2 separate regions of the Mus musculus genome follow, and region 2 is linked to region 1. The links are chromatin loops, found by intact Hi-C in ENCODE. Cell type or tissue: heart. All regions are shown on one strand. Each heading gives the region's core, and the rest is flanking DNA. Links, peaks and the distances in the headings are about the cores only.

Region 1 (10,486 bases), core at 904-8,903:
GGAAAGATCAGGAATTCAAGGCCCATACCTAAACATGATAAAAGCAATCTACAGCAAACCAGTAGCCAACATCAAAGTAAATGGAGAGAAGCTGGAAGCAATCCCACTAAAATCAGGGACTAGACAAGGCTGCCCACTTTCTCCCTACCTTTTCAACATAGTACTTGAAGTATTAGCCAGAGCAATTCGACAACAAAAGGAGATCAAGGGGATACAAATTGGAAAAGAGGAAGTCAAAATATCACTTTTTGCAGATGATATGATAGTATATATAAGTGACCCTAAAAATTCTACCAGAGAACTCCTAAACATGATAAACAGCTTCGGTGAAGTAGCTGGATATAAAATAAACTCAAACAAGTCAATGGCCTTTCTCTATACAAAGAATAAACAGGCTGAGAAAGAAATTAGGGAAACAACACCCTTCTCAATAGTCACAAATAATATAAAATATCTTGGCGTGACTCTAACTAAGGAGGTGAAAGATCTGTATGATAAAAACTTCAAATCTCTGAAGAAAGAAATTAAAGAAGATCTCAGAAGATGGAAAGATCTCCCATGCTCATGGATTGGCAGGATCAACATTGTAAAAATGGCTATCTTGCCAAAAGCAATCTACAGATTCAATGCAATCCCCATCAAAATTCCAACTCAATTCTTCAACGAATTGGAAGGAGCAATTTGCAAATTTGTCTGGAATAACAAAAAACCTAGGATAGCAAAAAGTCTTCTCAAGGATAAAAGAACTTCTGGCGGAATCACCATGCCAGACCTAAAGCTTTACTACAGAGCAATTGTGATAAAAACTGCATGGTACTGGTATAGAGACAGACAAGTAGACCAATGGAATAGAATTGAAGATCCAGAAATGAACCCACACACCTATGGTCACTTGATCTTCGACAAGGGAGCTAAAACCATCCAGTGGAAGAAAGACAGCATTTTCAACAATTGGTGCTGGCACAACTGGTTGTTATCGTGTAGAAGAATGCGAATCGATCCATACTTATCTCCTTGTACTAAGGTCAAATCTAAGTGGATCAAGGAACTTCACATAAAACCAGAGACACTGAAACTTATAGAGGAGAAAGTGGGGAAAAGCCTTGAAGATATGGGCACAGGGGAAAAATTCCTGAACAGAACAGCAATGGCTTGTGCTGTAAGATCGAGAATCGACAAATGGGACCTAATGAAACTCCAAAGTTTCTGCAAGGCAAAAGACACCGTCAATAAGACAAAAAGACCACCAACAGATTGGAAAGGATCTTTACCTATCCTAAATCAGATAGGGGACTAATATCCAACATATATAAAGAACTCAAGAAGGTGGACTTCAGAAAATCAAATAACCCCATTAAAAAATGGGGCTCAGAACTGAACAAAGAATTCTCACCTGAGGAATACCGAATGGCAGAGAAGCACTTGAAAAAATGTTCAACATCCTTAATCATCAGGGAAATGCAAATCAAAACAACCCTGAGATTCCACCTCACACCAGTCAGAATGGCTAAGATCAAAAATTCAGGTGACAGCAGATGCTGGCGAGGATGTGGAGAAAGAGGAACACTCCTCCATTGTTGGTGGGAGTGCAGGCTTGTACAACCACTCTGGAAATCAGTCTGGCGGTTCCTCAGAAAACTGGACATAGTACTACCGGAGGATCCAGCAATACCTCTCCTGGGCATATATCCAGAAGATGCCCCAACAGGTAAGAAGGACACATGCTCCACTATGTTCATAGCAGCCTTATTTATAATAGCCAGAAGCTGGAAAGAACCTAGATGCCCCTCAACAGAGGAATGGATACAGAAAATGTGGTACATCTACACAATGGAGTACTACTCAGCTATTAAAAAGAATGAATTTATGAAATTCCTAGCCAAATGGATGGACCTGGAGGGCATCATCCTGAGTGAGGTAACACATTCACAAAGAAACTCACACAATATGTATTCACTGATAAGTGGATATTAGCCCCAAACCTAGGATACCCAAGATATAAGATATAATTTGCTAAACACATGAAACTCAAGGAGAATGAAGACTGAAGTGTGGACACTATGCCCCTCCTTAGATTTGGGAACAAAACACCCATGGAAGGAGTTACAGAGACGGAGTTTGGAGCTGAGATGAAAGGATGGACCATGTAGAGACTGCCATAGCCAGGGATCCACCCCATAATCAGCATCCAAACGCTGACACCATTGCATACACTAGCAAGATTTTATTGAAAGGACGCAGATGTAGCTGTCTCTTGTGAGACTATGCCGGGGCCCAGCAAACACAGAAGTGGATGCTCACAGTCAGCTAATGGATGGATCATAGGGCTCCCAATGGAGGTGCTAGAGAAAGTAGCCAAGGAGCTAAAGGGATCTGCAACCCTATAGGTGGAACAACATTATGAGCTAACCAGTACCCCGGAGCTCTTGACTCTAGCTGCATATATATCAAAAGATGGCCTAGTCGGCCATCACTGGAAAGAGAGGCCCATTGGACTTGCAAACTTTATATGCCCCAGTACAGGGGAATACCAGGGCCAAAAAGGGGGAGTGGGTGGGCAGGGGAGTGGGGGTGGGTGGATATGGGGGACTTTTGGTATAGCATTGGAAATGTAAATGAGTTAAATACCTAATAAAAAATGGAAAAAAAAAAAGAAAATGTAAACGAGGAAAATACCTAATAAAAAATTAAAAAAAATAAAACAATCCATCTAAAAAAAGAGAGAGAGAGAGAGACTGTCAACCAAGGCCAGAACAAAGAGCCTTGGTAAGTTAGGACAGTGTGTGTGTGTGTGTGTGTGTCCAATTTTCTACTATGACCTTTTTGTGGTTTTTCTTGGCAAAACATCTAGTTAATGTAAAAACAAAACAAAACACAAATGAAGTAACAAAGAAAACGTTTTCAGTACCCGTTGGGTTGTGAGACCATGGCATTAGCTATCAAACTATCACAGGAAGGAGAAAAGGCTTAAACAAACTTAATCTTGGCGATATATCAACCACCCTCCATCCCTACCTCATGGAACATAGCCAGTAACACTGAAAGTTGTGCAACTTTGTCCCCACACTGAGAGATGAGAAAATTGCCTCAAGATCATGACTTACTCAAGCCCACATCCTTGCTGCCTTGAATCCTTACCTGGATGGTCAGCCTCTCTCCAAACCCCTCTGCCTCCCACTACTCTACTGGCATAGTGTAGGGCCTCACTGACTCCTATGTTGTCTGCAGTGAGATTTCTGGCTTTTCTCTCCCTCCTCCTCATTTACTTCATCATCATCAGCAGCAGCAGCAGCAGCAGCAGTTTTTGGACACAGAGTCTCACTCTGCAGCCTAGGCTGGCTCTAACTGTATGCACATTTGCCGTACTTCTAGCTCAGAGCCATTCACTGCCAAGCCCCAAGACAGTCACATCATTTGTTGCACAGGTTATCCAAGTGTCAGTCTCCCTCACTCCCTTGACCTCAGTTTTCTCCCCAACAGATCTGTTAGCTCCCTCCAGCCTGCCCTTCCCTTGGGTCATATGCCTTACCTCTGATGGCATATTGTGCCCCCACCCGGACCCCAACCCACCAGTCCCCTATGATCCATGTATTCATGTGCCATTCTCATTTGTATGCCAGAAATGACAATAGTCTTTCTTCATCTGTCACTCAAACCCTACCATCCTCCCATCAAAAATGTGTTGATGGCAGTGGCATCAGCTATTGGATGGAACACAGGGCCCCCAATGGAGGAGCTAGAGAAAGTATCCAAGGAGCTGAAGGGATCTGCAACCCTATAGGAGGAACCACAATATGAACTAACCAGTACTCCCAGATCTCATGTCTCTAGCTGCATATGTAGCAGAAGATGGCCTAGTCGGCCATCATTGGGAAGAGAGGCCCCTTGGTCTTGCAAATTTTATATGCTTCAGTACAGGGGAACACCAGGGCCAAGAAGTGGGAGTGGGTGGGTAGGAGAGTCGGGGGGAGGGTATAGGAAACTTTTGGGACAGCATTTGAAATGTAAAATAAGAAAATACCTGATAAAAATTAGAATAGTAAAAAAAAAAATAATAACCAAGCCACATGTTCTAGGCTCTTCCTCTGCTCTAAGCTCAATACGGTGTTCTGCTTTCTTCTCATGGGCTCTTTACAAAAATAGGAAGTAGAAAGCCACCTTTGCATGCTTCTTCATTCTCCGAGGAGGACTTAGCCTCAGAAAGATGAAGCAATGTGCTTGAGGCAACACAGACAGGACCTGGGGATGTAGAAGTCTGAACTCAGACCTTCCCATCTCAAGGTGTCTGCTTCATTTTCCATTCCAGACCTCACCAACCCCATTTCCCTCAAACCATCATTCTTACCTGAAAATAACAGCCAAAGCAATTCACTACCTTCATTTCATTGATGTTTTGTGCTTATTACTTAAAATCTGGTTAAGATAATACCCTTTAGAATGTCTTTGAGACTAAAGATTCATTCCCAGTTACCTTGGTCACTGTCTCACAATATACAAATTTTTAGTGTGTTCCCATGCTTCATAAATACTTCTGAAAATAAAATGTACAAATGAATGTTGTGTCCAAGACACCTCCCCCTTTGCTGCGTCTATTTATTCTAATGTTATCATTCCTTTTAAATTCCCTCTTCTTTTTAATGCTGAGATGTAATTCAGAGAAGACGCCACTAGGTGGCACTGCAATATCACAAACACCCTCACCCTGGGCCCGGTGGGAAGCTGGAGTCCCCTGGGTACAGAGAACCTTCAGAACCCCCCCCCCCCAACCCCCATCCCCATATTGTTGAGGGAGGGAGGAGTCTGGACATCAGGAAGTGTTTTAAAACCAAAGAATGAAGAGGCAGTGAACAGTCCAAGGATCTTGGAGTGCAGTAGTAAAGAATGTTTTCTTGCACCCTAAGATAACCTTGCCGGCTAACAACAAGCGTGCGGATGCACTTATCAGTCTGCCTTGGAAGCACTAGGGATTTTAGCTATGCTCTCAAGAAGCAGTATGCCTGTACAAGGAGAAAACCCTGCACAGAGAACCAAAGGGAAAAGCTTAGCCGTTTGGAAAACAAGGTCACCTCTTCGACCAGTCCCTAATGAATGGTTCTCCCATGTGTGTTGGGAACAGCCTGACGTGATCCATGTGCTGTGGAGACCTAGGACACCAGGTAGGGCTCTGTGCATGCTGCTCCTGTGATTTCCCCCTTCTTCCCTGGCCTTCTGCCTCACCCTAGCCTCTGTGTTTTTCTCCCTGCTGTGTCTTAGCTCCTCTTACGCCTGTGGGAGTGACCCTGGAGCTCTGGAGGAATGCCTTGACCCCTTCTTATCTGCTCTTGATGGCGGAGACTGTATTTCCATGGAGCCCACTGTAACCACAGTTAAACAGTTCCCTTAGCCCCTCCCCAGCCAAGACCACTCCTTCTCAACACCTCCTACATATGCAGGGGACTTCACGCTATACAAGTCCAAAGCTAGACCCATGTTATTCCCTCAAATGTGGTTCTTGAAATACTTGCTGTCAATCTACACTATGTACACCTTCATTTGGGGGATAGCATCACCCTGAGCACTCGCCCAACAGCTCCCATGAGCCTCCCTCTGCAGTCGAGCTAGCCATAGGAATTTCTGAGCCTACCCACCCACCTCCGTGACCACTCCTTGTTAAGACTCTGTGACTTCCCACCTGGCTAGTGTAGTAGCCTGTTAGCAGGCTTTCCTAATAACACGCTATCTTCCCTGACTATTGTATCCACTGACCCTATCCCCACTGTACTTATAAGATGGTTGGAGATGAGATGCTATTAGGATGGTATCCTGGGTTCAGCTATCATAGGTTGCCCAAGGGCAGTTCTCCCATGTCTGCCGCCGTATGTCAGGATGAGATTTGACACCACAGAGAATAAGCAATGTGAAGGAAGCTGGGATAATGCATCTAGAACCAGGGGAAGAACGATGGAGGTTGGAGCAGATTTTCCAGCTGCATCCTGGCAGGGCCAACCCCTTGCCTTTGAACAGCTGGTCTCAAGTGTTTGTGGAAGCATGCACTTCTGTTGCCACAAGCCACCAAGCATGTGCTAATTTGTCACAGAAGCTGTTGGTGTTAATGTGACTCTTCCTCTATGCTGGGGCTGGCTGCCCTCCAACTCCAGCAGGTCCAAATTCAAGAGCATATCCAATGTGTCTGCCACCCATGTGCTTCTATGCGAGGCCAGGCCAGGGCACCAACTTACCCACCAGGGAGACACAAGGGTCTTTGCTGTATCCTCTTTCCCATAAGACACCCTCAAGCACCCAGAAACAGTGGCTGAAGGGTGATTCTCATTGATTTCTTCTTATCCCATGGTCTTGCCCTTTGCCTGACAAGTATTTGATAGTTATTTGTCCAACAAATGGGAAGGGATTGCTATTCATTGTAGTTAAGACAGCACGACAAAGTGACCGAAATTTTTGAACTCCATGTAGGGAGACCTGAAGCCCTACTAGAAATCACTGCACCAAAGGAGACGATGGATGTAAACAGAAACGTGGAACCCACCGTCAAACACACTACACCTGAGTCCTGGAAGAAGTCCTGTTATATTAGAACATGTACACTTGGTATGATGGGAAACACATGACAGACTGTAGAGTGCTAGAGGCAACTATTCTGTTTCCTTCATCCATATACACAAATGCTAGATGCCAAGGAGATTTGGTGGCATACGAAATTGATGCTAGTTACCTTCAGCGATTCTTCAGATAGATGCCATCTACATTGAAGCAGCCACACTGTAGGTAGACCAGAGAGCTCTGCTAACCACAGACTCCCAAAACCCTTCTCAGAGATACTCAACCCCAAGACACAGCAAATTCCAACCTGGAAATGTGTCCCTTTTGTTTCTGCATGTGTTTTGGTGTTCAAAAACCATGTTACCATTTCTAAAATAAACACTTGAGCAACCTAAGCCTACATTGTAGCCTGCAGCCTGGCAGCCTGGAATCCACCTGAAAACACATGACAGTGCAGCACCAGTTTCAAAAAGATTCTGAATGCCCCTGCTTTTGCAGGACAAAGGCGTGAGATCCATGAATGAACCTCATGTTTATTGATGAGAATGGTCCCAGCCATCTGACCTCAGGTTACCTGATACCCTAAAAGCACATGCATCCATCGTATATATCACTGATCAGAGAATTTTCTAGTAATAAGCCATTGAGTCCTTAGAGGAACAGGATGTAACAGGACAAGAAAGCAGCTCCAAAGCCAAGGAACAGATGACAGACTGGCTTTATCCACCTTCAGCTGCTGGTGGGTGGTGTTTCGATGAAAGAGAACATTATTGACTACTGAGAATTTGGAGACATAAAAGTACGACATGGAACCATTTGCCAGGCTGAAGCTAGTGTCCTAAATGCAGCTGTGTGATGATAAGGAGTGAGAGTTAGAACTGTGCGTGCAAGTAAGTTAAGGGCATGAGAAAGAGAAATACTAAGAATAATTAAAATTACCCAAGTAAAATCTCCTTTTTAATCACAGGAGGCAGGCTGATAAATGTATAAGGGGTGGGTGAGCAAGAGCACAAGACTGGACTTGACTGAGCATAATTCAGTGATTTACAATCCCAAAGGAAAGAGAGGCTCACTAATATTGGACCTGGGTTTTAAACCAAAAACTTGAAGACAGGATGAGTTTAAAGCTGTTTGCCTCCTGTGCAGAAAACCAAGTCACAAAGATATGGTGGTTTCATGGCTGTTTCATTGTTTCAGATGATAAAATGTATTCCCATATGTTTAAATAAGCTACAGAAAGAAGATTAAATTAGTAATATTATCCCTCTATGGACTAGACAGAGGCATGGGACAGGGGAGGCTCCCAGGAGTGTATGGGGACCCTAGCTGAGACTTCTTCCTCTTCATGTAGCCAGGTGGGACTCCCAGTGGAGGGAGTGGGACATCAACCCACCCATAAAACCTCCAACCCAAAATTTGTCCTGCCTAAAAGGTATGCAAGGATAAAGATGGAGTAGAGATTGAGGAAAGGCCAACTAATGACTGGTGCAACTTGAGAACCATCCCATAGGAGAGAGCCAACCCCTAACACTATTAATGATATTCCGCTTGCAGACAGGAGCATAGCATAACTGTCTCCTGAAGGGCTTTATCTAGCAGCTGATGGAAACAGATGCAGAGACCTACAGCCAAATATCAGATGGAGCTTAGAGAGTCTTGTGGAAGAATGGGGGACAGGTTTGAGGGAACAGGAGGAGTCATGGGCACTACAAGAAAGTCTACAGAGTCAACTAAGCCGGGCCTATGGGGGCTCACAGAGATTGAACCACCAACCAAAAAGCATGCAGGGGCTAGACCTCAGACTCCTACATATTTGTAGCAGATGTACAGCTCGGTCTTCATGTGGGCTCTCTAATAGCAGGAATCGGGCTCTGTGACTCTGTTCCCTACCATTGGATCCCATAGCCCAAGCTGGACAGCCTGGTTGGACCTCAGTAGGAGAGGATACAGTCAGTCCTGCTGCAACTTGGTGCCCCAAGGTAGGATGGTACCCAAGTGGGAGCTTCCCCTTCTCTAAGGATAAGGGGGAGGAGTAATGGGGGAGGGTTTGTGAGGGTGGAACTGGGAGCAAAGGAGGTGGGACTGGGATAGGGATATAAAATGAATAAAATAAATTAATGAAAAGAATTCTCTGACCCCCCAGTCAGTAACCAAAACTCACAAAAGGTCCAATTTGGTTCATAAGAACATGACTTCTTCATCTTACACACAGACCCACTTACTACATGGAGTTGCTTCCCTGGAGACTGACAGAGACTAAGGAAAATTCCTGCTCAATGCTATCTCATTCATCTCCTCACAGAGAGATTAACAGCAAGTGTAGAGAGGAGATGGAGAAGAATCATAGATCATGTAGTGGAGCAACTCAGTAGCTATATAGTCACACCTCACATCCTGGAGCCAAGGGACACCCACACCCTGGGGAATGGGCTTAATCCTCTAGACAAACCTTTCTCTCCTAGGCTGAGCTTGAGTCTGCAAGCCAGCCATCAAGGGGACACTCCCATCTCCTGCCCCGACCCCAACACCACTGACCTGGAAAGTTCCTAGAGCCACAGTGGTCAGAGTTGACTTGCTCTGATGATGCACATCTCTGGCCACACTTGAAGGTCACAGGGATTTGAGCTATGAGAGCTTACTCACTTCCTAGCAGTGCCAGTGTGATATAGGAAGTCTGGGGCAGAGGAGAGACTGCTAACTGTGTTTCTCTCTCTTGGAAACAGTCTCCTTATGGATCCACAGTGGCTACAAAAAAAAGGCTTCTGCATCCTCTCTAGGCTAGATTCTGGATTTTAATCTGTTGGTTGATGCATGCAGACTACCTACTCACTCAACTCAGTACGATAAAGTACACCTATTTCAAAGGGGAAACCAATGGGCAACAACTCATTCCTCTAAGGCATGGACTGTGAATCAAGGGGCCGTTTACATGACCCGTCACAAGTATATGCTTATCTGATGAGGGAATTTAGGCACAGCCTTACTCAAACTGATGGAAAGATGATGCTGAATCACTGAGAGTACACGTCCCCGCTTTCACCTCATGTAGCTCCAGACTCACAGCTATTAACAAGAAGCTAGGTTTGCTTGTCAAGAATTGCTTTAGCCTCCCACTCGGGTGGATAGTGCTTGTCCTGAAGCCATAGTTATGAGGTGAAAGTCTAAGTGCTTGGTACAAGTTGTTGACCAAGGATGGGGAAGAGTTCATTATGCCACCACTGCTCCTCTGTAAGGAACTCGTGGCAAGGGATGGTTGCTGGGGAGGTGTCACTTTCTTCTGTGCTATATTCACAGATGATGTGACATTGCCTTAGTAGCAGCCTTCCACACATGCTCATACAAGCAACCCTAAATAAATGCAATGAGTAAAGAGTCACACATGTCACACACACACAAATGGGGTAGGGGGAGGAGAGAGAGAGAGAGAGGGAGGGGGGACGGGGAGGGGAGAAGGAGGAGGAGGAGGAGGAGGAGGAGAAGGAGAAAGAAGGAGAAGGAGAAGGAGAAGAAGAAGGAGGAGGAGGAGGAGGAGAAGAAGAAGAAGAAGGAGGAGGAGGAGGAGGAGGAGAAGGAGGAGGAGGAGGAGGAGGAGGAGGAGGAGGAGGAAGAGGAAGAGGAAAGAAGAGGAAAGAAGAAAGAAGAAAGATCAAAGTAGGAAAGAGACTTGCTAAGAAGAAGAAAGTTTTCAGTTAGGGGTGTGAGGAGTGACAAGTGGTCATGGTGATTTAAAATGACCACAATTCATTTTGTATCATCAAGTAATAAAAAGGCCCAACTTCCTTTTTAGGGATACCAGCTTTTTCCTAAATGGGCTGAGTAGCCTCAGGGAGACACCTCTAGCCCCTGGAATTCAGTGTCAGCTCATTATTATTTTTCAGCAGTCCACCTGGAGCTGCCTCTGTAGTGAGAGCTTGTCCAGATGCTAAGGACTGAGAGCCTATATCTCTAT
Region 2 (10,486 bases), core at 1,281-9,280, 1.2 Mb after region 1:
ACTACTACTACTACTACTAAACAATTACTACTACTACTACACTACTACTATTACTAGACAGGCTCTCTCACTGAATATGGAGCTAATGGTCGATGAGATTCAGGGATAAGCCTTTCTAAGCCCCACACCCCCAGCACTGAGATAACACACACACTGCCATTCACGGCTTTTAAAATGGGTTTGGGGGCCTGGACACAGATGCTCATGCTTTTGTGGCAAGTACTTTACAACATTGTTTTTTAAGTAGATTACCCATCCTGGTAGACTAACATATTTTTATCTGTTAGATATCACATCCTGTTAAGGAATGGAGAATTCTTACATGGCTACATGTATGTGCAGGATGTTAATACAGCTGTGTCTTTGCCTCATACAGTCCTGCTAGATTCTCCTCTTGTGTTATTTATGATGCTTGGAGTTGGGTGAGGCAAGGGGAGTACATGGGTGATAACTGAAATAGAAAGGGGAGGAGGCTCAAGAATGGCATTATTTTTGAAATTGGGATAAAAAATTACCCAACATTTTAGGCCCCCGAATAAAATAGACATGTAAAACCTGGACAGAGCTTATGTATTCTATCATGCATATACAAAATGCAGCTGTTTGAAATATGTTATATGGTCTAGTCACACCTGTGCCCTTACACTATCAGTCTCTAACAAAACCTTCTGATTTCATCTTTACTTCTACTCCCTGCATCTAGAGCTTTTATCTTGCTTGTGTTGGGTACAGTCCATTATTCAAGAGAATGACTATGTCCTTCTGCCTCCCTACATTTTTCTTCCTCATTCTCTTTCCTTCCTTTCCTTTCCTTTCCTTTCCTTTCCTTTCCTTTCCTTTCCTTTCCTTTCCTTTCCTCTCCTCTCCTCCCCTCTCCTCTCCTCTCCTCTCCTCCCCTCCCCTCCCCTCCCCTCCCCTCCCCTCCCCTCCCCTCTCCTCTCCTCTCCTCTCCCTCCCTCCCTCCCTCCCTCCCTCCCTCCCTCCCTCCCTCTCTCCCTCCCTCCCTCCCTCCCTATTTCTTCCTTACTGTTCTTACTTTATTATTTTTCTCCATATCCAGATTTTGTTGTCTGAAGATTTTTACTCTCAATCAACTACAGTCCAAAAGATACAAAATGGAAAATTCCAGAAAAATTCTGACCTCAGTATACTGTTATGATCATTCTGTTTTATTACTATTTGTTGGCAATTTTAAATTAGGCTGTAGCATAGATACCTCTGCCTAAGGAAATAGTCACAGTATATATGGAATTCAGTCTGTTCATTCGGCATATAATGGGGGATTATACAGTACCTCTTTTTATACTTGCATGCCTATGATAAAGTTTGATACATCTTTTGTAAATAGAGTGGTTAATAACAATAAATAATGATAAAACTAAACAATTATAACAATCTCTTTTAATAAATGTTGTATTGATGTGATCCCTCAAAATATTTGTTTTGTTATTTCCTATTTTTAAGATTTATTTATTTTATTCACCACACTTGAGTGTTTTAACTACATATGTGTCTGGATAACATACATGCAGTACGTAGCCGGGACCAGAAGACATTATCAGACTCCCTAGAACCCGTGTTACATATGCTCACAAGGTGTCATGTGGCTACTGAGAACTGAACTAGGGTCCTTTCCAGAGTTCAGGTGCGTTTAACTGCTGGTCCATTTACATCTTCTTGTTCAGTCCTTTCTTGTTACAATATTAGATAACAAAATGCTTGTATGAAGAAAGGAGATTATTGACACAGCCACTGAGTGTTGTCAGACTGCCCTTTAAGAGCTACTTGAATCCAAGTATTGAAACAGCCACATCCATAACAAAGATGGCTACTAAATAGTGGTTATAAAGGTCACTTACACAGAGCTAGAGGCTAATTAAAGAGGTGATTTGTATCCAGGCACGGAGAGAGAGGGACCACAAACTATGCATCATACTTCTCAGAACAGTGTGGAATTGAAATTTAGGAATTAAAAGAAAACAATAAAAATTTAAAATGGTGCTGTACCTCTGGAATTTTGGAGAAATAAATAGTTCTCCATCAAGTTGACCACGGTGGTGGCTAGGTGAAATCTCAGAAAGCAAACCCAGAGAAAGGAAGGTCGGCTGCTGTGCACTTCTCAATCAGATAACTTTGTAGAGCCCTCTGCACACCCGGTGTTTTTGTTGAAATACCCAAGTGCTCCCTTCAAGTTCTGGAAGGGGTCATCTGATAAGCTTTACCAAAGGAAGGACACAGGAAAAGCTTTATTTACCTTCACATTTTTCCTCCTGAAGTTGCTGTTAAAAATGCACAGTGTGAATATTGCCAGTAGCCTCTGACCAAAATAACTGATTATTCTAAGATAATTCTTTTCAGCATTTCCTGCAAAAAAACATCTCTGGTGGGGGAGGAGGGCGGCAGTCTGGCTATTTTTCCTGTCAAGATTTATAAGAAGTTGAATTAATTAACATTTGAAACACATTTTCCCTCTCAGAGAGAACTTTAATAAGCATTGTTTTAAGGAGGACACAATGTTGTTAACCTTTTTTTTTTTTTTTTTTTTTTTTTTTTTGCAAAGCTCTGGACTCAAGTTTTTTAACTGAAATGTTTTGGTTTTGGTTTTGGTGTTTTTCTTGTTGTTCTTTTTGAAGGTCTCAGATGCAAGGACAGGAGACAAAGAAGAGAAACTTAGGTTTTTAGAGAACTTTATAGATTTTCCTGCTGTGCACCTGAGGCCCACTAGCTTAGCACCAGGCAGTCTCTTTAATGATAAATAAAGATAGCCCTTGATCCCAGCTTTCTGTTTGACCTACTTCCATCTGTGGCTGATTTTTAATTGGATGGGATTTTGTTGTTGTAGGAACTAAGAAAACCAGAGTGCTCTGTGCACTGGGTCTTGCTGCAAGCGATGACACGCATGGGCTTCAGACATGTGCATTTAAGTGAACTCTCTCCTCTGCTTCTCCCTTCTCTCTCAGTATAAGTTTTAGATTTGTGGTTTCATTGTTTGTTGGACTGAGAGTGAACGTGCCACAGTGCACATGCATATGTTTGGCTCTTTCCTTCTACCTTATGGACCCCAGAGGTCAAACTCAGGCCACCAGACTTGGCTGCAAGTCTCCTTTACCCATTGAGCCAACCCATTGGAGGCCTTCCTCTTACATCCCTCTCTCTGCCTCAGGCCCACGAAGTCCTAAGTTCTGGGTATATCTCCACTTGCTTCATTGCAAATCATCATATCAGCTTATAACCCACAGAAGCCTCCAGGCATCTAAGTACCTAGGGCTCAGAAGTTGAAGCTGATGTTGTCTGCCACCTGGAAACCAAAAACCCAATGTGGCTTTCTGAAATATTTGGATAAGATGGGCCAGTCAGCAGAACTCTGTGCCTGTAGCCAGAAATTTAAGTACAATAGCCTTATCTGTTCTCATTTTAGCTCTCAAATAATTGACAAAAAGATCTATTAAGTTTATTAACACGTCTTAAGCACTATGACTGGGCAGATATTCACCTGTTCTAACTCTCTACGCTATCTACTTCCCAGCCAAAGGTCCAGTGCTACTTGCAGTTTGTGTCTTGCCCTGGCTTGCTCTGTACATGCGTGTCCTCTTGGTGAATCCCTTAACAACCTACCTGCTCATCATGACTCCAAAGGGACCTTCTGCCTCATGGTCCCTTCTCTTCCTCTCTGGTCTCTCTGTGACCCTGCCCACTAGGATCTGAAGTACTGAATACCCTTCCCAGTCCATCGGCTGATGAGCTCTTAACTAACCAATCAGAGATCACTGATGAGTGTTCTTTACACAACATAGATATAGGAGATGGATCAAAACCCAGGACCATGCAACTGTAAACTGATCTCTGGACATAGAAATCAGCAATGGAATACACAGTGCAGAAAACCATCCCCGAATATGTGCTCTCAAAAACTTTCACAAGGTGGCAGAACATCTTAAAGGGACTGAGAGGTAAAAGCTAATTGGCTATCTCCCACCCAGCGTGACCAATCAAAAAAAAAAAAAAAAAGTCATTCTCCCTCTCCTGATCAAAGACCAAAAGGGATTGAATTGAAGAAACTGACATTCTCCTCCACCCTCACCCTTTCTGGGAACAGAGATTCCTTGCTTAAAAGAAACAGGAGAATCAGAGGTGAGCATTTCCTCTCAGTGGAATCACTGCTCAAATGATTTAGTTTTAAATTTGCTTTCATGGACACTGAAATGTAAATCGATTCCAAAGATAAAAGCATAAATAAAATAAGAATCACTGGAATGTGCAACAGATAAAGATCTCCATGCAAGCCACATGGCTTTCAAACAAAAACAAATGTTGAAGCCAGACAGGGTCCCAGTACTGAGAGGGGGAAGTGGACACAGGGTCCCACCCCCAACCAAGAAGTTACAGCAATGGATACCTGCTGGTGGAGGAAAAAAAAAATCACTTTTCTCCGGTGGAATCCCACTGGGTTTATCTGTGTTACAGCTCTAAGGGTTAAAGCTTCCCCAGAGGAAGTGTTACATCTCTGAGGAAGGAGGTTTTCCCAATGCAGGTGGTACAGTTCTGAAGGCAAAGATATCCTGGTAGTCGATTGGGAGCCAGGAAATACCAGAGTCGTACTGTACAAGCAACCTCACACATGAGACTTGATGGAAGGGGGAAAACTCAGAAGGGTGACTGCCTCTGCTTGGGTGAGAACAGAAGACAGGATTTATATAGGGTTTCTTGGAAGTGAAGATTATTGGGATTTCAAGCTCTGAGCTTGGACTTTTTACTCTGGAGGGTGGAGCTTGGCTGCCTGTCTCTGGAGGGAGGGGACCTGGCCTCTGAAGCCTTTAGAATGTCTTATACATGGAGTCTCCTGGTTGGAGGTACTCAGGGGTGGGTCTTGCACACTCTCATCTCAAGGGGCTTGCAATATCAACCATACTTCGAATGTCCAGGAGTATTGGTCATGACAAAGGAATGTAAGTTGGTAAAGTTTAAGAATGCCTGTTTGGGGTGAGGGACATAGATGGGAGGCTTTGGAGGAGGAAAGGGAAGAAACAAATGTTGTAATTAAATTATAAATGTGAAGATAAACAATAGAACATATACCCCAATTAGGAACACAGTTAAGACTAAAATCACTCCTCCCCAAATCTCTGCTGTAGGTCATGCTGGTTTACCACTAATAGTATATGCTAAGTCTGTGATGATTATTTGGCTACCATGTTTGATATTGGATAGCATATCCTGGGAACTTACATTTGAAAGTTGACATACAATGAGGAATGTAGAATGCTTTAGAATCTCGTATAAGTGTTTTGAAGACTGGAATGTAGCTGGGGATATAGCTTAGTTGGTAGATTGTTTGGCTACCATATATGAAGCCCATGCATGGTTTGATCCCATCACTGCATAAAGATGGTGTGGTGGTGCTCACCATGTAACCTCAGTACTGGGGAGATAGTGTCAAGAGGATAAGAAATTCAAGCTCACCTTCAGCTACGTAGAGTTAGGTAGGGTTAGGACTGGGTTAGGGTTAGGTTCAAGGCCAACCTGAGCTGGACACGCTGTCTCAAGAAATAAAAAATAAATAAAAACTGAACTATTATGAATAACAACCAAGCTTTTCATAAAAATGAACATTAAATATATTCCACACTTTTTCATGTAAAATACAGAAGAGGTAGCTGAGACAGGGGGAAATGTGTTATATGTGCATTTCTGATTATTGCCTCATGAAATTAAAGTACTACATAGAAGAAGTAGAAGAAGAAGGAGGAGGAGGAGGAGGAGGAGGAGGGACAGGAGGGAGAGGGGGGAGAGGAGAAGGGGAGAGAGAGAGAGAGAGAGAGAGAGAGAGAGAGAGAGAGAGAGAGAGAGAGAGAGAGAGAGAAAGTCAAAATTTCCTATGACTGCAGATGCCTTTAGAAACTATATGGTCCTAGCGCCATCTGGAGGATCAGTGAGAATATGTTCAGAAGCCAATGGCAGAAATGAGCAGATAAACAGTCTCCCAACATTTGCACTATATGACTCTCCTGGCCTCCAAACAGTTCCCAAATAAGGGCTCCAATGATACCAACAGTCCAAAACTTCAACTTCTTCACTTCAAAAACAGGTTTAAACCTGAACCAAGAATGTCAAACAGGATCTGTTGTATATATATTTTTTAAACAAAACAAAATTCAGAATGCAATTTTTGTTTCTTGTCTGAGAGGAAAGAATTGTACAGGGCTTGGTAGGAGTACTAACATTCTGCAGCCCTTTTCAAGAAACATATAACTATAAAATGCCAATACTCCTCAGATTTTAATGTGTGTGCCAGAATTAAGATTCTTTTTTAAAATGTAGGTGCTAACTCAATGGTTCCAGGGTCAAATGTCAAGAGTCAGCAGTTCTGAAAAGTTTTCCCTTGCTGCTTGTCCTAGGAGAGATTAAACCAAAGTTTTAGTGCTTTAATCCACAATACATGGACTGGTAGACTCCCTCATGATCTTGTTTGAAAGAGAATCAAATCAACTACTGTGAAGCAGCAAACAATGAGATACTCATCAGGGCCTCTGGTCTGCAGGAAAATGCCTTCAAGGTTTAAGATCAGTGACATATTATCCTCAATCCTTTGAAAAAAGAAGTTATCTTTCAGGCTTAACATGTCCTTGTAAATGAATGTAGTTCATAATTCTGTACATATGTTGCTGGCTTGGTTTTCTAGAATGTGCTAAGAGTTTGGAGTCCCTGCTCATGAAACATACTGCTCTTTGAGTGAATATAAATGTTTCTTTCGAGTGCTTTGAATTGGCCTGACATGTACAAACACTGGTTTCTGAATGTTTGGTAGAATCCACAGGCAAAGGAATTGGAACCTCAACTATGATATTTTTCTTGGATGTTTATATCTAAGTTTCTATAATTGCTGTTCATTTTATTTGGATTATGTATATTTCCTTTGCTCAGTTTCGATACTTGGGTACTTTTTTGAAACTTGCCCATTTTCTTTAAGGCATCTATTACTGACTTACACCATTTCCTTAACTAGCCATGCAAAACTTAAGGATGGGTACCTTCTACAATATACATTGTTAGGTGATTGTGTTGGGTGGGCAAGTGTCACAACCTAAGTCTATGTTAGTATATTCAGTGGAACCACACCTGGGCTACCTGTAATTTATCCAGATTTGCTTTGCCATATTGCTCTTATCATATTTGTTCTGACAAAGAATTTTTTCCCACTATTAGCCTATGTAGAGTTTCCCAAATTCTTGGTCAACTTTCCATCAGCAATCACAGATTCACCACAGGCGTTCACATCATATAATGAATACAATTCTTCACTCATTTGAATACCTAGAGCCAGTAATGTATTCGACCCTGTGATGGTGTCCAGTATTTTCTCTTGGCCTTGGAGCATATTTCCAGGGGCAATATGTTATTAGTGTTCATTAACAGCCAGACTGTACAGTTCTAATTCATATTCCAAGGAAGGGCAACATGGAGAAAAACACTAGAAACAGGTCTTCATCATCATTTGCTAGTATAAAATGTTATTGAATTTGGTAGCATATTATGTCTAGTTAGAATATTCTTCCCCAATGCTACACAACTACATGGTAACTCCATTTAAACACCTTTAAATATATCTACATATTTTATGAAACTTCTACAGTTGTAAATTTCCACATAGCTTTTGCAAATGGCTTTTTGTGTTGTTATCCCTCCCTATTTCTCCTCCTCTGCCCTATCCTCCCATCCCCCACCCTATTTAATCCTCCTGTAATTGGTATTCCTGGATGTCAACTTGACTATATCTGGAATGAACTACAATCCAGAATTGGAAGGCACACCTGTGATCCAGACCTTGAGGCTGGAAGACACAAGTTTCTGACCTGGATCTTGATATGGAGATCTTGAGGCATAGTGGCCATGAAAATCTTAAGCCCAGGCAAGGTAGTGAACTCCTTTAATTCTAGGAGACCAAGGCAAGGAGATCTCTGAGTTCAAGGTCAGCCTGGTACAAAGCAAGTACCAGATCCAAGCATGGTGCCACATACCTTTAATCTGGGCCACACCTTCTGCTTGAGACATACATAAGGATATTGGAAGACAGAAGATTCATTCTTCTTTGACTGCTTGCACTTTCTTGCCAGCACATGTTGGAATCTACTTCTACAGAAAACCAGCTGAAACAACTAGCTTCATGGGACTGAACAACTACTAGATTCTTGGACTTCCCATTCACAGCTGCTCATTGTTGGGTTAGTTGGACTACAGACTGTAAGTCATCATAATAAATCCCCTCAATATAGAGAGACATTCCATATGTTCTGTGACTGCAGAAAACCCTGACTATTACACCTTCTAGGAATTCATGTTGGACAGAAGAGGGAGTGGGAAGACTGTAAAAACTAGAGGTGGTAGCTGGCCTTAATGAAGTATAGTTTTCTAGACACAACAGAGCTGATGTGTATACATGAACTCACAGAGACTGTGAGAGCATTCCCAAAACCTGCATAAGCTCAAGTCAAACAATATCCCAGAATGGGCCTGAATTTCTACCCCTAGACAAGAAGCTATTGACCATTAAACAGACAGATAGAGATACAGAGAGAGAGAGAGAGAGAGAGAGAGAGAGAGAGAGAGAGAGAGAGAGAGAGAGGGAGATGGAGACAAAGAGAGAGAGGGAAACAGAGAGATACAGAGACAGAGACAGAGACAGAGACAGAGACAGAGAGAATAAAGTTGGGTAGGAGTAGGCAGTAGGAGAAAGACCTGGAAAGAGTTGAGGGAGGGGAATGAAACATTATCTGAAATTCTCAAAGAAACATTATTAAAGAAAAAAGTTATGAAATTCTTTGGGGATCATATCATCTGGATATCAATAGCTCATTAATATTTCTCAGAAGTCTGGTAGTTTATGATATTACTGTATAGTCTGAAGGTCTTTGAAAAATATCAAATTCTGTCACAGAAAGTGACTCTGAAATGTTTGACCTGGATAGATCTTGGAGTCAGGGTTGCTAATTAGGACAGATGCTTCAATTAGAAAAGCAATTTCAGGACATTCTGTTTAGGGATCACTCCTGTGCGGTTCTGACCTCACTGGACCATATGCTACATGAAGGAGAGAAAGCTGCTGTTTGCATTGCATGTATCTGCAAAGCCAAATCCTAGGATGGTTTCAGAAGGATGATGGGAATTACAAGAGAGAAATTGGGCCAGAAGGCACATGTGTTTGTCTTCACTTGGTTCTTATATCTAATCATGCAACTTTCTACATTGACACTTCCATAGAACACCTTGTTGAAGCATACTTACTGTGCACATGTATGTGTGTAGACAGTGGCAAAGAACAAATCAGGAAAAGGTGCCACAGAACTACTTAAGAGAAGTAGTTTCTTGCATGGGAATTGGTATATTGGGGCCTTCATGTAGGAAAAGGAATCTTTTTCAGGATCTTAACTTTCAACCCTCAGGATAGACTAACTGAAATATATACGGCATGAGAATACCAAGATTTCAAAAACTACTTAATTCCCTAAGCCGAGACTTTTTGCAAAGTAGCTTGAAAAGCAATTATCTAATGTTTTGCTTTCCTTTTGAGGATGAAAAAACTGGAATGCAGAAAAGGCATGATTACAGAGACTAGAACAACAGTTTTCTAGACACCCCTGAGTCTACCATCTTAAAACCATGCATTTTTACTTAGACTAAATAGTTGCACATATGTTATCATCTTATAGATTATCTCAAGTTTTGAGATAAGGACCATGTAACTTAGGAACTTCTTTTTAAAGAATCCATTGCATCTTTAAGAGCAATCATTTTAGTAATGAGAGATTATAAGATGAAACATTAAGAATCTTGTTTATATAGCTAATGAGTGGAGTTTTGGACCAGGCCATCGTTTTCATATGGAAAAGCTTAAGATTTACATAGGCATCCTCTAGATGGACATCATCCTTTCCTCAGCTTTCTCATTTCCATTAGCAGATGAACCAACACAGGATGACACATGCACGCAACTAACAAAAGATAAAGTTTTGATTACTTTATAATCATGAGGCTCTTCAAGGATCAGAAGTTATTTTAAGTTATTTGAAATGATAATCTGTAAAAGTGTCATTATTGCAACTCACCCAAATGCATTTTATGAAGGATATTTTATACCCATATCAACTATTCTGCAGCTAGATTAATTTACTAACCTACTTCCTGCAATAAAAAAAAATTCTAAGAAAAAAATCTTTTCACACTTAGGTAGAAGATATCAATCAGAGAAAAGGGTTACAACAATATTTTCTTTTCTGCCCATTGTAAGATGAACATGGGATCATGGGCAGAGGTATAGGTTGTTTCCAGTTTCTGGGTGTATGCAGAAATGACAGCTGTGTTCATTTAACTGAATCAAAGATGGACTTAAATGGATACAAGAAATCCTAAACACTTTAAAGCTTGACTCTCTATAAAACATGTTAGCCTTACATCTCTGTGTAGTTAAGATTCCATTTACCTTTCTACATTA

Evidence for each region. A loop is a pair of places that touch in the nucleus more often than their neighbours do. Peaks named below come from ENCODE experiments on the same cell type or tissue, not always from the same donor. Only the 100,000 strongest peaks of a DNase experiment are listed, where the experiment ranks them.
Region 2: a loop joins it to region 1, with 23 times the contacts of the local background. A loop is called at or near these places in 2 of 42 quality-filtered maps.

Annotation. Positions count from the first base shown.
Region 1 is chr1:82,549,865-82,560,350 of GRCm38, forward strand. The region is part of intron 4 of Col4a4 (collagen, type IV, alpha 4); the gene reads right to left. Among named protein-coding and RNA genes, the nearest start is that of Col4a4, 32 kb to the right of the region's middle. In heart, for the core only: a CTCF peak has its summit at 4,677 (motif pointing right); no DNase peak of the experiment used is centred there; H3K4me3 peaks cover 622 bases; H3K27me3 peaks cover 525 bases.
Region 2 is chr1:83,711,309-83,721,794 of GRCm38, forward strand. No RefSeq gene overlaps it. Among named protein-coding and RNA genes, the nearest start is that of Sphkap, 310 kb to the left of the region's middle. In heart, for the core only: a CTCF peak has its summit at 5,938 (motif pointing left); no DNase peak of the experiment used is centred there.